Regions from separate parts of the Homo sapiens genome. Here region 2 is linked to region 1. A link is a loop called in an ENCODE intact Hi-C map of the cell type or tissue named here. Cell type or tissue: PC-3. All regions are shown on one strand. Links, peaks and the distances in the headings refer to the core of each region. The heading gives the core; the rest is flanking DNA.

Region 1 (8,331 bases), core at 207-8,206:
TCTGCCCACAACTGTTCGGGCTGGAGGTAGAAAAGACCCCGTAATTTTCATAATTACATAATTTTCACCCTGGTTGTGGTTCCTAATTCTTGCAAGCCTTATAGTTCATTTAGTCCACACCCCAGCAACAGGCTCTAGGTTACTGTCTTTCTGTCTTTCAGGTCTGTGTCTTCAGTGGGGTGAACTTGGGGTCAGAAGACCTGGGTCCATTTCCATCAGGACCTGCTGTGTGATCCAGGGCACGGGGCTTCATCTGTCCAAGCACATCTGCCAAATGCAAATGCCACTCATCAGTCTGCCTTACAGAAATGCCAAAATACTCCAGGGAATTTCTGTACGAAGTGTGAAGCGCACACACAAATGCCTAACATGCCGAGTCCTGGGAACCCCATCTTTTCAAGGCTCACCCGCTCCTTCATGTGGCATGGCTCAGGACCACAACACTGGGTTTGTGGAACAACAGAGAAGCACATTCATTCTCCTCCCAAGCCAGGCTCGGGCCATGCAGGCAGCTGTGCCTGACTCATCCCTTCCTCTTCCTCCTCCTCGGCCCATGACTCACCAGAGCTGTCAGACCAGCATCCTCCCTGGTTTCCTTCCCAAGCCATGCCTGGTCAGGATGCAGGACTGAAGCCCTCTTCCCACCAGGCGCTCCCCGCTCTCCCCAAGTGTCTCTTCTGACCCTCGGGGTCCGCATTGCACTCTAGCATGACTGTTCCCTGGGTGTTGTGCTGTGCTTGCAACTTCACTGTCACCTCTGGGAGGGCAGGCTCTTGAGAGGCAATCCAGTGTGGTCCACCAAAAACATGGTTCCTGGAGCCTGCTCCCTGGGATTCTGACTTACTTGCTCTGGAGTTTGGGAGCAGCAGAGAGGTTTAAAAGCTCTCTAGGTGATTCCAACATATGGCCAAGGCCGAGAAGTGCTGATCTAGAACCAGGCTGCCCAGCTGGCTGGCTGCTTTGGCTGGGTTTAATGAGGCCTCTGCGAGGGTTCTATGCCTGTGCTATGCCTGCATGAGGCTGACCATATGGACAGCCCTTATAGCCAGGGTGGTCAAAAGGCAAGAAGCAGGTGGCTCAGGGGACCCTCTGCTTAGGGAAACCCAGCTGCCCTGCCCAGAGGATAATCCCACTTTATAGACAGGAGAGGGCAAGCCGACCGGCCAAGAGCACAGGCTTCGGAGTCAGACAGCCTGGGACTGCAGCCCTGCTCTCCTTCCCAACAGGGAAGGCCCCTTCACCCTCCGCCTCCTGACTAAACTCAGCCTGGGGCCCAGTCTTTCCTGCCCAGTGTGGCCCATGGGACACTCTCTTTAGTGGGAACATGAAGGCCTCTTTTTCCAGGGCTGAGCCAGGGCCCTCCAGATAGAAAATGAGCAGCTCCAAGACAAGGGGATGAGTGGGAGAGCAGAGGGAGGGAGGTCCTGTTTCCTAAGAAACCCCCCACTCCCTCCCCAGCTGCTCTGGGCACAAAGAAGGGAAAAACCTGACTCATCAGTGCTGGTGTGACTCACAGGCCAACAAAACTGGCTTGCCAGACTGGTTGGGAGGGGAACCTGCTGCTGCCACCATAACTCGGGGCTGTGGGCAGGTAAAGCCCATCCCTCCATCCCTCTGGCTGTAGAGGACGCATCCTGCCCACCGCCAGATGCAGGGCCTGGGTGGTGGGCCTGGCTGGGGCACCACTCTCAGCCTGACCCCCGCCCTGGAACAGCCACAGCTGCTTCAGGAACTTATTAGCGAGGGGCGGAGCTGGGAGGGAAGACAACTCAGAGGCTTTGGAACACAGAGAGGTGGCTTTAAGAATCAGAGAGGAGGCCGGGCGTGGTGGATCATGCCTGTAATCCCAGCATTTTGGGAGGCCGAGGCAGGTGGATCACCTGAGGTCAGGAGTTCGAGACCAGCCTGGTAAACATGGTGAAACTCCATCTCTACTAAAAATACAAAAAATCAACTGGGTGTGGTGGCAGGCGCCTGTAATGCCAGCTACTCGGGAGGCTGAGGCAGGAGAATTTCTTAAACTAGGGAGGCGGAGGTTGCAGTGAGCCGAGATCGCACTACTGCACTCCAGCCTGGATGACAAGAGTGAAATTGCATCTCAAAAAAAAAAAAAAAAAAAAAAATCAGAGAGGACCTAGGTCTAACTCCCAACTCCACCCCCTCACAGGTGTGACCTGGAACAGCTGAACCTCTGGAACAGTTTCCACATCCATAAAATGGGAGCAATAATATCCTAATATCCACCTAGAGGGACTGCAGTGAGGACTGCAGTGCTGTGTGGAGCACACAGTAGGAGCTTGAAAATGGTAGCAATTACTTACTAGTTGTAGAAATACCAGTTTTATGATTATAAGGAGTTTTTTGTCTTTTTTTTGAGACAGGGTCTTGCTCTGTCATCCAGGCTGGAGTGCAGTGGTGTGATCATAGCCCACTGCAGCCTTGACCTCCTGCGCTCAAGCAATCCTCCCGTCTCAACCTCCCAAAGTAGCTGGGACTACAGGCACATACCACCACGCCTGGACAATTTTTAGATTTTTTGTAGAGATGAGATCTGCCTGTGTTGCCCAAGCTGGTCTCAAATTCTTGGGCTCAAGCAATCCTCCTGCCTCAGCCTCCCGAATTGCTAGGATTACAGGCATGAGCCACCGTGCCTGGTAAGATATTTTTTTACATGCTTCATTTCACTTAATCCTTGTAACGACCCTGTGTGACAAATATGACTACTCTTCTTTTACGGATGAGGACACTGAGGCAATGACAGGAATCCAGTGAGTGGTTTCAGGTCCTCTCACTCCCAGCCTGCTGCCTGTTCCAGACCCCGTCATGCCTACCAACTCCCCAGGGCAGCAAGACCAACCCCTAGTGGACACACACGCAGCTGACAAGCAGAGAAGCAGCGCTGCCTCCAGCCCAGGACACAAGGCCCAGCTGACACCATTGGCCAGTCCTACCCTGCCGCCCACACAGCCTGGCTGGGGTCTAACCCACATGGTGTCTCCAGAAATTGACTCGGCAATGCCCACGTCTGCCTCCATGCCAGGCTGTGAGCTCATCAAGGCAGCAGGTGGTCTCCTTCATGCTGACGTCTAGATACCCAGCTCCTAGCCTGGACCCAGATAAGCAGTACCAGTAGGTTGCCAAAAGGCTCAGATTCCAAACCTGAGAGAGAACCCTGGCTCTGCACTTATGTGCATGACTTAGGCATGTTATTCAACCTCTGAGAACCTCAGTTTCCGTATCTAGAAAATGGGGCTAATAACTATACCTTACAGGAGTAGCACAAGCACTACGGTAATAAGAATGACATGAACAAGAACTGCTAACATTTATTAAGTGCTTATCATATGCCAGGCAGTCTTCTAAACACTTCATATGTATTACATCATCTAATCCAAAGGCCACACAGCTGGGTGGTGGGCTGGCTCTGGAACTCCCATCCTGACCCCCACAAGATACTGCGTCTCCTGAGTGTCAGGGGACTGGTAGGTCACAAGCGCTCAGAACGTAGGTGGGAGTCTAGCCGATGCTCAGGAAGCAGTTCTAAGATGAATCAATGAATGAACCTCTTTCCATCTAATTCCATTTCCAGCACTTATTAACAAGTCCTATTCTGTGTACAGTCTAGCTGAGTTATTTGAAGTTCCTGTGAAATATAAAGCAAAAACCCACAAAAAAATGTGAAAAAACAAGACCTCAGTGAACAGAGCCTCCTTGCTCCCTCTATAGGAGGGTAACAGGATCCAGATTTCTGGAGGAGAGGCGATGACCCCAACCCTGGTGGTGCCATGCCCCTCCCCCTTCCTCAGAGAAGGTTCCAGATGGGAGGTGGCAGCCCCTCAGGAGAGGGGGCGGAAATGGTCAGAGGCTTTGGCTGCACCCAGCCCTCTGGGGGTGGTTGTTTGGAAGGGCCTCGGGCTGCACAGGCATCCCAGCTATTTGATTTGGCAATGCTTAAGGAGGTGGATCTGGAAGGAAGGGAGCTAACGGTGACAGAGCTGCCTCTAGGAGTTGGCCCTGGTGTCTGCACAGGGAGCAGGGAGAGACAGGGCCTCTTGTCCTCCCACACATCATATCCCCAGCCTCCCACCAGGCCACAAGAGCAGGACCCCCAACTAAACACAGCCCCACTTCCCTCCATGCAGGCCGTCCCCTCCCCCAAGAAAGGCTTGAGGGAGTAGGCAGGTGAGGCCTGTTTTGGGTGTTAACAACCAGTCTTGAACTTTTTTAAAAAACAGCAAAACTTCTTTTTTTTTTTTTGAAATGGGGCCTCTCTCTGTCACCCAGGCTGGAGTGCACGGGCACAATCACAGCTCACTGCAGCCTCCACCTCCTGGGCTCAAGAGATCCTCCTACCTTAGCCTCCCGAGTAGCTGGGACCACAAGTGTGCATCACCACACCCAGCTAATTTTTAAATTTTTGTAGAGACAGGGTCTCTCCCTTTGTTGCCCACACTGGTCTTGAACTCCTGAGCTCAACTGATCCTCCCGCCTTAGCCTCCTAAAGGGCTGGGATTCCAGGTGTGAGCCACTGCTCCCAGCCCAAAACTTTTTTTCGAAGTTAGTGAAAGGCTTTGAAAGAAGCCTATCTGAGGCCGGTAAAGTGGAGCTGTTCAGGGTTGGGGTTGTTGTTCCCCTGCCCATCCCTCCTGACACCTCCAGAAACCCCAGGCTCCAGAGGACATGTGAGCTTCAGCTCCTACCTGACAACTGCCCATCCCAGGCCTCTCAAGAGAAACCCGCTTGTGCTGTTAGACAGCCTTCACCTCCTGGGCAGCACCCAACTCAGCTGCCTGAACTGGGACACCTCAGGCCCAGGGCAACACAAGCACTGCCAGGCATGGCCCTAATGCACCATGTGATCTGCGCAGGTCTTCTCCCTGGAGCCACTCATCTGTAACATGGTTCCCAGGGCCCGTTCCAGCTCTAAGACTCAACTCACATCCACTTTGTGGAAAGACCTGTGCAGCGCTCCTGAGGACCACAAAGACAGCTAAGGCAAGATCCTAGCCCTCCAAAAATCCCCAGCCTCTGCCCCAAACTGCAAAGCAAACCATATGTGCAATAACACACTCACACACACATATACACACAGAAGGGTTACCAGATTCTGTGCAAAAAAAGCTTTGAGATCCAGAAGGAAGAGACTCTCATAAGCCCACAGAGACTCTGTTAAAGTAGAAACTGCTCAGATCATTCCCACAATCATTCATAAAATGTTCACTGTCATCTACCAGTGCCAGGCACGGTGGACGTCCAGACGAGCATGGCAAGTCCCTGACCAGACGAGCTCATATCACTGTCTGGGCTGAAGCTGAATCACACAAATGATACACACAAGGATCCCTCTTAGTTTTCTCAGACATTTTGTTCATGCTCACTATTTTGAATATATTTGAATGTGTAATTTAGGAAATCTTTGTAATCTGTTACTCTGTGGTACATTTTAAAAACATACAAATGTATAATAAATAATATATGTAAATTTTTAAATTTTATTTCTATTTTTACTTTTTTAAAAATAAAATAGGGATGAGGTCTCACTGTGTTGCCCAGGTTGGTCTTAAACCCCTAGCCTCAAGGGATCCTCTCACCTCAGCCTCCCAAAGTACAGAGATTACAGGTGCGAGCCACTGTGCCTGGCCAATATATGTAAATTTTAAAAACAAAGCAAAACAAGCAGGCAAACTGGTATGCGCTAGAGTAGAGGTATGTGGAAAGTCTGTTGGGGCTGAGCATGGTGGCTGGTGCCTGTAATCCAAGCATTTTGGGAGGCCAAGGCAGGAGGATTACTTGAGGCCAGGAGTTCAAGACCAGCCTGGCCAACATGGTGAAAGCCCATCTCTACTTAAAATATGAAAATTAGCCAGGTGTGGTGGCACACACCTGTAGTCCCAGCTACTTGGGAGGCTGAGGCACAAGAATCGCTTGAACCTGGGAGGTAGAGGTTGCAGTGGGGTGAGATCATACCACTTCATTCCAGCCTGGATGACAGAGAGAGACCCTGTCTCAAAAAAAAAAAAAAAAAAAAAAAGAGAAAGCCTGTTACAAGCACACACCCTGAAAGACCAGGCCTCCTTTCTGCTTCTACTGCAGGGGATGGAGGGAGCTGGGTTAGCTCATCTCTAAGGTCATGTCCAGCTCTGACCCTGTGTGACAAGGACTCTGGAAATAGGCTCCGGCTGGCTGGGAGGGCCCAGGTGGGAGCAAGCCTCACCCTCCTCCCTCTTTTCAGACCTCTTACCTCACTCACCCTCTCCACATACAGTGACCTGCCCTGCTTTGGCCTCTGCTGCTGCTGGAGGGAGAGGCAGCATACAAGCTTTGCGCCTCAGTTTCCTTCTGCAATAATGAGGGTGACAGGGGAGGTGAGGCATTTCTGATCAAGAATCCAGGTGCAAGAGCACAGGTCACATGTATCCTCCAAGCTATGTGCAGGTCGCTGGCCCCTGCTCTCTAGCTATCCTACCCCTGGTGCTAATGGGCTTGGCCTGGGAGCAGCCCCTACCACCCGACCCCCAAGGTAACCCAATTCTTCATGGTCAAATGACAGCTGGAGGTGGGGCTGGGGGGTCCTACAGCAGGAAAGGGTGATGATTACCAGGGTGCTCAGGCCCAGACAAAAGTGTCATGGCCTAGATTCATTTCAACACACAATTCCTGCGTACCCACTGTGTTTAAGATCCTGCCGGGCACTCAAGGGGCTGAGAAAATGAGGGAGACATTCTAATTACCTTAAAGTGTGTCTCAAGGTTTAAAGAGCACCTCCTCAGACAGGCCTGCCCTGCTGGCCTAACTAAAGTGGGCTCCCTCAGTCCCCACCACACCCCTTGTTGTCCGAATGCACGTCTACTCCAATTCTGCCATCATTTCCTCACTTCTCTGTACCTCTCCGAAGGTCAGCCCCTCCAAGGGAGGGCCCTGGTCTCTCCCTCACAGTTGCACCCTGTGCCTCCTCCTGTGTGAGCTGAATGAATGAATGAATGTATGACCGAATGACTCCACCACTGGACAAGCAGGAAGTGGCATAAAGGAGATTCAGAAGGCTTGGAAGGAACAAATTTGGGGAGACTTCCTAGAGGAGGAATGACATTGTGATCCTGGCCTTGAAAGAGGGTGAGGTAGGAGTCATTCCCAGTAGAAGGTACAGAAGCATCTACGGCCTGGAGTCAGGCTGGGTAGAGTGTGCAGGCCGGCAGGATAAGCTGAGGCCCCATGAGTTGGCCCAGACCCTTCAAGTTCTGATGGGCACCCTGCCCCTGGGCCCACTGGCCTCCTACGAGACACTGGTCTTCATTCTGCATTGACAAAGTCAGGTCTACATAAATGTCTGAACACAAGTCTGCAGTATGGTGGGCAGGGGTCATTTTAAAATCAAACACTAGCTGGGGTACCCACAGATTGCCCCATTTTCTTCTTCTCTAGTCTCCTTCACCCTGGCTGTCAGGCTCCTGTTCTGACCAGCCGTGCCACCACTGGGGGACTAAAGGACAACTCCCAACTGTGTCATGACGAAGACCTTGTATGACCACCTCACTCAGGTCTCTAAAGAATTTCTCTCCTGGCCGGGTGTGGTGGCTCTCACCTGTAATCCCAGCACTTTGGGAGGCGGAGGCGGATGGATCACATGAGGTCAGGAGTTCGAGACAAGCCTGACCAACATGGTGAAACCCCATCTCTACTAAAAATACAAAATTAGCTGTGCTTGGTGGCGGGAGCCTGTAATCCCAGCTACTTGGGAGGCTGAGGCAGGAGAATCGCTTGAATCCGGGAGGCGGAGGTTACAGTGAGCTGAGATCGCACCACTGCACTCCAGCCTGGGTGACTAGAGCAAAATTCTGTCTCGAAATAATAATAATAATAATAATAATAATAATAATAATAATTTCTCTCCAACTACATGTAGGTGATACATTAATTTTTTATTTTATTTTTTTGAGACAAGATCTTGCTGTGTCACCCAGATTAGAGTGCAGTAGTGCGGTCATGGCTCACTGAAGCCTTGAACACTTGGCATCAAGCGATCCTTCTACCTCAGCCTCCTGAGTAGCTAGGACTACAGGAGTGCACCACTGCACCTAGCTAATTAAAAAAAAAAATTTGTAGAGATGGGGTCTCACTTTGTTGCCCAGGCTGATCTCAAACTCCTGGCTTCAAGTGATCCTCCCATGGTGCCAGAATTATAGGTATGAGCCACTACAGCTGCAAGTAATTTTTTTTTCTTTTTCTTTTTCTTTTTTGAGACAGAGTCTTGCTCTGTTGCCCAGGCTGGAGTGCAGTGGCTCAATGTCTGCTCACTGCAACCTCCGCCTCCTGGGTTCAAGCGATTCTCCT
Region 2 (8,331 bases), core at 213-8,212, 60 kb after region 1:
AACAAAGTCACTGTTACACATTTCTCCCACATAACAGACTATTTGACCTTTCTGCTCACATTGTGGTGGCCTTGGTCCATTAAAAAAAATATATACAGTATTGGCTGGGTGCAGTGGCTCATACCTGTGATCCCAGCACTTTGAGAGGCCGAAGAAGGTGGATTGCCTGAGCTCAGGAGTTTAAGACCAGCCTGGGCAACAAGGTGAAACCCTGTCTCTACCAAAAATACAAAAAATTAGCTAGGCGTGGTGGCATGCGCCTGTGGTCCCAGCTACCCGGAAGGCTGAGGTGGGAGGATCACTGGAGTCTGGGAGGTGGAGGTTGTGGTAAACAGGTCATGCCACTGCATTCCAACCCAGGTGACAGAGTGAGACCCCCATCAAAAAATATATATAGGCCAGGTGCGGTGGCTCATGCCTGTAATCCCAGCAGTTTGGGAGGCCGAGGTGGGCGGATCATGAGGTCAGGAGATCGAGACCATCCTGGCTAGCACGGTGAAACCCCATCTCTACTAAAAATACAAAAAATTAGCCGGGCATGGTGGCGGGCGCCTGTAGTTCCAGCTACTTGGGAGGCTGAGGTAGGAGGATGGGGTGAACCCGCGAGGCGGAGCTTGCAGTGAGCTGAGATTACGCCACTGCACTCCAGCCTGGGTGACAGAGTGAGAGTCCATCTCAAAAAATATATGTGTGTGTGTGTGTGTGTGTGTGTGTGTGTATATATATACACACACACACACACACACACAGCCTTATTGATGTATGATTCACATATCATAAAGTTCACCATTTTAAAATGTACAATTCTGTGGCTTGTAAAAGTATATTTACAGATTTGTGCAATTCTCAGCACAGTCATTTTGAGGACATTTTCATTACTCCAGAAAGAAACCCATGCCCATTAGCAGTCATTTCCCCTTCCCTCTTCTTCCCAACCCCCAGCAATCACTAATCTACTTTCTGTCTTCTATGGCTTTGCCTACTCTGGAAATGTCATATAAATGGAATCACACACGTGACCTTTGTTGCCAGCTTCTTTCACTTAGCATGTTTTTGGGGTTCATCCATGTTGCAGCACACATCAGTTCTGCATTTCTTTTCTTGCTGAATAATATTCCCGTTTTATGGATATGCATATTATTTAATCATTTATCAGTGGACGGACATCTGGATTGTTTCCACTTTTTGGCTATTCCTAATAATGCTGCTATGAGCATTTGTGTGCCTTGTTCCATTTTTAAATGCTCCAAATGCATAATTTTCTTTTTTTCTTTTTCTTTGAGACAGGGTCTCACTCTGTTAATCGAGCTAGAGTGCAGTGGAGCGATCATGGCCCACTGCAGCCTCGATCTCCTGGGCCCAAGCCATCCACCCACCTCAGCCTCCCAAGTAGCTGGGACTACAGGCTTGTGCCACCATGCCCAGCTAAGTTTTTGTATTTTTTGTAGAGACAGGGTCCCACTATGTTGCCCAGGCTGGTCACGACTGCCGGGCTCAAGTGATCCTCTCGTCTGTCTCCCAAAATTCTGGGATTACAGGTGTGAGCCACCACACCCAACCTGAATGCACAGTTTTCTACTTCCTGAGTAGAAACCTTTCTACAGGTTTTTATCCTGGGGATCCTGTTAAGAGTGACCTTATTTTTTTCCCCTTACTCTGAGTTATATACACTCTTACCCTTGAGGTTCAATACAACTGTCATGGCCAGAACTCTTCCACTTTCTGCTTGTTGCTGCTTAGATTATTTCTAGTATGTTTCAGTATAATCTCCGTAGAGCAATTTTGAGGATAAGTCACTTCCTTGTTGCTTCAGTCCAGCTTCTCCTATATCAATAATCCTACCTAGTTAACTAGTTAAAGCTATATTCTGGCCCTCTTACTTTGTAACCTTCCAGTTATAAAGTTTTGGTTTTTCATGTTTTCTTTTACTCTAGGAACTTGGTGGTGATTCTGAGCAATTTTTTTTCCTTAGCATTAATTTACAGAAATACACGTATTCTCCTTGTTTTGGTGGAAGCTGCAGCTGCCAATCATCTCTCAAACCCTGTGGGTAGCTGCTAAGCTGTATTTCAGAGGAATGTCACAATCATACCACTGGGGAGAAAGAGTAAGCACAGTGCTTATTAGGTGCCAAACTGGGGTACCTGGAGGCAGAAACCTCTGTTGGCTCTTGGTGTCACGTGTGCCTCTAAATGATGCCACTTCAGTCTGAGGATCGCTCTTAAGCCTTCTGTCCTTACTGGTATCTGTAATGCCGTTACCTCAGGAACACCTTCCTGGGCTGTTTTTACTCTTAACAGGGCTTGGCTCTGCTTCCATGCCCAGGGGGTGAGTGTGACTAATGTAAAATGTTTATTTCTTCAAACATTTGAACTGGGTAATTGCAGGTTCTCTCTATCCTGTTTTCCCCTAGGTCCTCTCTAGAGAATCCAGAACCCCGAACTCGGGCACGAGCAATCCAGCTTTTGTCACAGGTGCTACTCCACTGTCACACCTTGCTCCTGGAGAAGGAAGGTACTGGTGTCACTAATAGGAATGTCTTCCTGGATTGCTGAGCCCAGGTCTCCCATGTCTATTCAAGCCAACTTTACAGGCAGGGAGGGAGGGCTTAAAGTATCTATGAACTACTAATTCAAGGTCTTCATTCCTCACTGGTATATGTGGCAGAGATGATTAGAATTGAGACACAAGACACATGGATTTCAATATAAAACGTTAGCTGGGCATGGTGTTGGGCGCCTGCAGCTACTTGGGTGGCTGAGGCAGGAATCGCTTGAACCCAGGAGATGGAAGTTGCAGTGAGCCGAGATCACGCCACTGAACTCCAGCCTGGATGACAGAGCGGGACTCCATCTCAAAAAAGAAAGACACATGGATTTCAAATGTAGCCTTAGACTGTTTTTTCAGTGTATTTTTCCCACTCCGTAAAATGAACAGAGCAGTATTTCATAGGTAAAGATGAAAAGTAATGAAATATCGGCATGCTTTGAGGTCCTGAGGGGGAAAAAGGACAACAACTTATTTATCTTGTATAGCAGGGGTAGGCAAACTATAGCCTGGTTTTTTTGTTTTGTTTTTTTTGTTTTTTTGGTTTTAAGGAGCAGAGAGTTTAATAGGCAAGAAGGAAGGGAGGAGGAAGAAGCTCCCCTGTACAGAGACAGAGCGGGGCTCCAAAGCCAAGAGAGGGAACTCCGCCTGCCACAGATACCAGCTAGGTAATATATCCAGAAGCTGGAGGAGGCGGTGTCTGATTTGCATAGGGCTCGGGGGATTGGTTTGACTAGGCATGTCATTCACATAGCCGGCAAAAAAGCTGGCCCTCCTACCCGAGCCTTTTAATATGCAAATGCAGGGCACCATGATATTCTACACATGTGGGGATACATGGGGGCAGCCATGTTGCCAGGAAGGTGGGGAAAGGGCAGGAACGCCATGGGAATCGCCATATTTGGGTGGACCCAGTTTCTAATGGATTTCATTTGCATATCAAAGGTTGCGGCCTGGCACTAAGAGCCAGGGCTTTACAGGAAACTTTTCTGGAGATGCTTTTAAAAACAAAAACTTCCCAAGGACCCCTTTTCCTCTCTATTTGCCTAAAATAATTTCTTTCTTTTTTTTTTTTCTTAACTGTTCAAGGTTTATTGGGGGTTTTAGTTGGTATAACACTTGGATAGTTGGTTGCATTGTTTATATGTAGATGTTTTTACATTATATGGTAATGTACACTACTGATATAGTTCACAAAATAAGATCCTTTGGAAGAATTATGCACAAGACATATGATATTAGATTTATACACTGGATCCCAGGATGTGACTGATTGGGAAAAAATGTTGGACTAGGCATGTTCAGTGAAGGAGCCAGGAAGTTATATAACACACAGTAAACATCCACCTGGCTCAAGGGGCAAATGCAGCACGTAATAATTTCTTAATAACTCCTACAACATTCCCCCCTGTAGAGATGCCACACTAACTGCTGTTACGGGGTTTGGGGTGATGACTCCTGGCTACTTCCTACTGAAAAGGGGCGTCGAATGGGGAACAGCAGCAAGGGCTCCTCCTGGGGTTGATCTAAGGGTCCTCACAAGAATGGCGTGTCAATGTGAGGTTCAGTTTACAGTACCATTTGGAGTTTGATTGCTTCAGTCTGATGAACGAATTTCCTTTCCCAGCCAACACACCAAAATGATACGGCTCCAATGAGTGGAGGAACACCAGGGTTCTTGGTCCTCATGCTGGTTTAGATAAAACGACACCGACACACATGAAGTGGTTTTAAGTAGCGGAGAGTTTAATAGGCAAGAAGGGGCAAGAAGGAAGGGAGAAGGAAGAATCTTCCCTGTATAGAGGCAGAGGGAGGGAGGGCTCCAAAGCCAAGAGAGGGAACCCCTTTTATTTGTTTTTTGGAGACAGGGTCTCACTGTGTTGCTCAGGGTGGCCTTAAACCTCTGGGCTTAAATGATCGTCCCACCTCAGCCTCCCTATAGGCAAGCACCACATGCCCAACCTACAGCCTGTTTGGGGGTATATGTGTGTGGGTATTTGTGTTTAGTATAATATCATCTATATAAATTTAAAAATAGATACACAGAAAAAATAATTTATGTCACACATTAAAAAAAACACATCATACACCTGTTTTTATAAACTTTTATTGGAACATAGCTACACTCATTTATTTCCCTGTTGTCTATGCTACTTTTTTGTTAAAACAGCAGAGTTGAGTAGTTGGGATAGAGACCATACCCTGTAAGCCTATATTTACTGTCTGACCCTTTAGGAAAAAATTTGTGAACTCTAGTTCTGTAGAAAGGCAGTTTTGGGCTGAGAATGGGTTTTACTGTGGACCTGTATGAGAATGGATATTAAGAAATGTTCCCCTATTTTCCCGACTGATCAGGTGTCTACCTTCAAATGGGAAGGCACAGGACATGTCTCTTGGTGAAAGAGAAAATTTGTAGTGGAACCCAAACAGAAACAACTGTTATAGACTTAGGGAAGGAACAAAGCTCTTGGGCCCTTCTCGTGCCTATGTCAACTAATGGCTGAATCTGGTTTGTGCAGTGGTACACCTGATACTGTTCTATGAGAACCGGCTGAAGGACCATCATCTTGTGATCCCATCTGTCCTGCAGGGTTTGAAGGCACTTGTGAGTTTTCCTTCATTTCATTACATAACTTTGTTCAAGGGAGCCCTTGTCTAGTTCTCTCCTTGCGCTTTGGGTGTGATGGTTCACATGCTGAGGAGCAGGTGCCCAAGTGTGGGACTAAATTAGTGTTACCAGCTCTACTTCCGTTTTCCCTCTAGAGAGTAAAAGTGTACTTTGGGGGACTGGAAACCAGAGCCATCTGGAAAGAGCTGCAGAGAACTCATCAGCTTGAGAAAGAGTCTCACTATTAGTGCTTCTTCCTCAACCAGGATGCTGTGATTCTTACAGTAGCTAATTAGGCCTGTCGTAGGGTTGTGTCTTGGAGGCCATGCTGCAATTCCTTCGGTATTCACGTACCTTCTCCTCTCCCCCAGAGCCTGTGTGTGGCCCTGCCCCCAGGGCTGGCTGTTTCTGTGCTTAAAGCCATCTTCCAGGAAGTGCATGTACAGGTGAGGGATAACAGTCATGTTGGTATTCTCCTCTGTCTCTACCCCTTGACATAACTGGGATTCAATAGCAAAAATTATTGCCTTCTAAGTTCTGAATTCTTTTGGATCTTGTGAATGTTTTTATGCTCTTCTTCAGTATGTTTATATGCTCATCTTTGTTATTGGACAAGGAAAGGGGTGCATGCCATTAGATCTGACCTGTGTCCTCTTATACCTACAGAAAGTAAGGCATCCCTCTGTCAGGCAGGTTTGAATTATTGGCACCACTGCTGTGCTGCTGAGTCAATATCCATACCCTTTCTCTGTAGTTTCTCTTAGATTGATCTTATGCTGGTATAAAGAGCACTGTTCACTTAGAGATTATGAAGCAGGAACTAGCTGTGTCAGCTGAGGTATTCTTTGAGCATTTTCTTCACTTCTTTCTCCCCCACCCCCAAGTCCCTGCCACAGGTGGACCGACACACAGTCTACAATATCATCACCAATTTTATGCGAACCCGGGAAGAAGGTAAGAGACAGAGCTTTCTGGGAAATGTCAAAAGCAAGCACATCCTACTTTTTCCCCTATTAGTAGGACTCATTTTACCTGGGGTTATATAGAAGAGCTGGTATCCTGAGAGAGAATGATAAAGGGAAAGAGGGGGTCTGCTCCCTCCCAGTGAAGTAAAGAAAGGGTAGAGTTTGTTTGAGCCAGTGTTTTAAATTCTTGCCTCCACAGCAATGTGTATATTGTTGCACATCTCTTCACTGAGTACTTTCTTGGAATGGAAAAAGGGTCAGCCCTGAAGAGAAAGGGGAGGCAATGATAGCAGAGGGAGAACACAGGCTAGGAGAAAGCCCACACTTTCTGTGCTGTGGGACAGTATAGTAACCTTATTCTCTCCTTCCCAGAGCTAAAGAGCCTAGGAGCTGACTTCACCTTTGGCTTCATCCAGGTGATGGATGGGGAAAAGGATCCCCGTAATCTTCTGGTGGCCTTCCGCATCGTCCATGACCTCATCTCCAGGGACTATAGCCTGGGTATATCGTGGTAGCCATGATTAGCTCATTGGAGCTTTATCAGATGAGTGAAGCTGATAAACCAACCTCATTTTTTCTCTGTTGCCACAGGACCCTTTGTGGAGGAGTTGTTTGAAGTGACATCCTGTTATTTCCCTATCGATTTTACCCCTGTAAGTAGCACCTTCATTGTTTGATCATATATTTATTGAGTGTCTGCTATGTGCCAAGCCCTGTTCTGGGCACTGAGGGTACAGGTCACCAAAATAGACATCCCCGCCCTCATTATTTTATATTTTAATAAACTAGGAAATGGAAAAGCATTTGACATATGAGGAATGATTCAAAGCAGCATGTATTGGGGGGAATTCTTAAGCTCCTTAACACTGTATTTAGTGCTGAAGGCTACAGGATTGCAAAACACTGTCCCTGCCCTTGAAGGCTGAAACATTTAAGTAACAATAGGAGATTAGGTAGGAAAATGAGTAGTACTATAGCTGTTCAGAGAAGACAAAAGTTCAGTGTGAGCTAGAGTAGGCAGGAACTGACTTCACAGTTAAGATAGGATTTCAGCTGGTTTGTGAGGGATGCAGAAGATATGATTCTGGAGTTGGACAGGGCATCTCAGGCTATAGAAACAAAGTGACAAAACAAAGAAGGCACAATTGTGCACAGTGTACAGAAGGTATTTGCTCTGACCCTCTTGGGCCTTCCTCCCATTCTGCAGTTGAGTTCCCTTCTACTGCCAAATACTCAAGAGTTTCATCACCGTGTGGGTGTGTGTGCTGCAAGCATTAGTGGTTTGAAAGAAATAAAAGGCATTCTATTGCAGCATGCCAAACAGCATATTGACTCTCACTGCCTTTATAATGACACCACCATCTTTGCTGTAGGGAATTTCTTACCAGCTTATTTCAGTTGACATTATGTTACTGGGGACCACCTGTCTCCTGAAATGAATCTTTTTATCTCTTTCATAATCAGAATTCTTATTCTAACCCTATACCCTTGAAATCTTGAAAGATCCTGGTTTAGCTCCCACATTCTTCTGTTTTTACTTTGGTTTTTTTGGTGTGTGTGTTTCTTTTTTGTTTGTTTTGGTTTGGTTTTTGCTTTTTTGAGATGGAGTCTCGCTCTGTCTCCCAGGCTGGAGTGCAGTGGTGCGATCTCAACTCACTGCAACCTCTGCCTCCTGGGTTCAAGCAATTCTCTGCCTCGGCCTCCCAAGTAGCTGGGATTACAGGCGCCCGCCACCATGCCCGGCTAATTTTTTTTGTATTTTTAGTAGAAATGGGGTTTCACCATCTTGACCAGGCTGATATTGAACCCCTGACTTCGTGATCCAACTGCCTCGGCCTCCCAAAGTGCTGGGATTACAGGCGTGGGCCACCATGCCCAGCCTTTACTTTGTTTTATTTTGTGTTTTGTGTTGGTTTTGAAAAGATAATTCATTCACATGATTCAAAGTCCAAAAGGGTGAGAAATCTCCCTACCATCTTTTTTTCTCCATAATCAACCAAGTTATCAGTTATGTTTGTATCTTTACAGAGCTTTTTCATCTATATGTAAGCAAATGCTTTTACCACCACCCCCCTAAAATCAATGTGTGCACATGCGGGCATGTACACACACACACACACACACTTCTCCTGTACTTTGCTTTTTTCACTGAACACTATGTCTTGGAGAGTGTTCCACGTCAGTATATAAGTTAGCTCTTTCATTCTTTAT

What was found. Peaks named below come from ENCODE experiments on the same cell type or tissue, not always from the same donor. Only the 100,000 strongest peaks of a DNase experiment are listed, where the experiment ranks them.
Region 2: it touches region 1 in a loop (2.7-fold over the local background); 46 of 110 quality-filtered maps call a loop at or near these places.

Annotation. Positions count from the first base shown.
Region 1 is chr10:97,535,521-97,543,851 of GRCh38, reverse strand. All of the region lies in intron 1 of UBTD1 (ubiquitin domain containing 1), which reads right to left. LOC124902488 (a long non-coding RNA gene) reads left to right here. Exons shown (of 3, transcript XR_007062259.1): 3 at 162-2,100. Among named protein-coding and RNA genes, the nearest start is that of ANKRD2, 33 kb to the left of the region's middle. RefSeq lists enhancers at 990-1,601, 1,602-2,214. In PC-3, for the core only: a CTCF peak has its summit at 3,712; DNase peaks (open chromatin) are centred at 531 and 1,521; H3K4me3 peaks cover 570 bases; H3K27ac peaks cover 2,177 bases.
Region 2 is chr10:97,475,125-97,483,455 of GRCh38, reverse strand. It overlaps MMS19 (MMS19 cytosolic iron-sulfur assembly component), which reads left to right. Exons shown (of 31, transcript NM_022362.5): 3 at 2,414-2,514; 4 at 5,067-5,152; 5 at 5,527-5,601; 6 at 6,040-6,109; 7 at 6,493-6,621; 8 at 6,712-6,773. Among named protein-coding and RNA genes, the nearest start is that of MMS19, 19 kb to the left of the region's middle. In PC-3, for the core only: no CTCF peak of the experiment used is centred there; DNase peaks (open chromatin) are centred at 2,305 and 3,865; H3K4me3 peaks cover 890 bases; H3K27ac peaks cover 3,724 bases.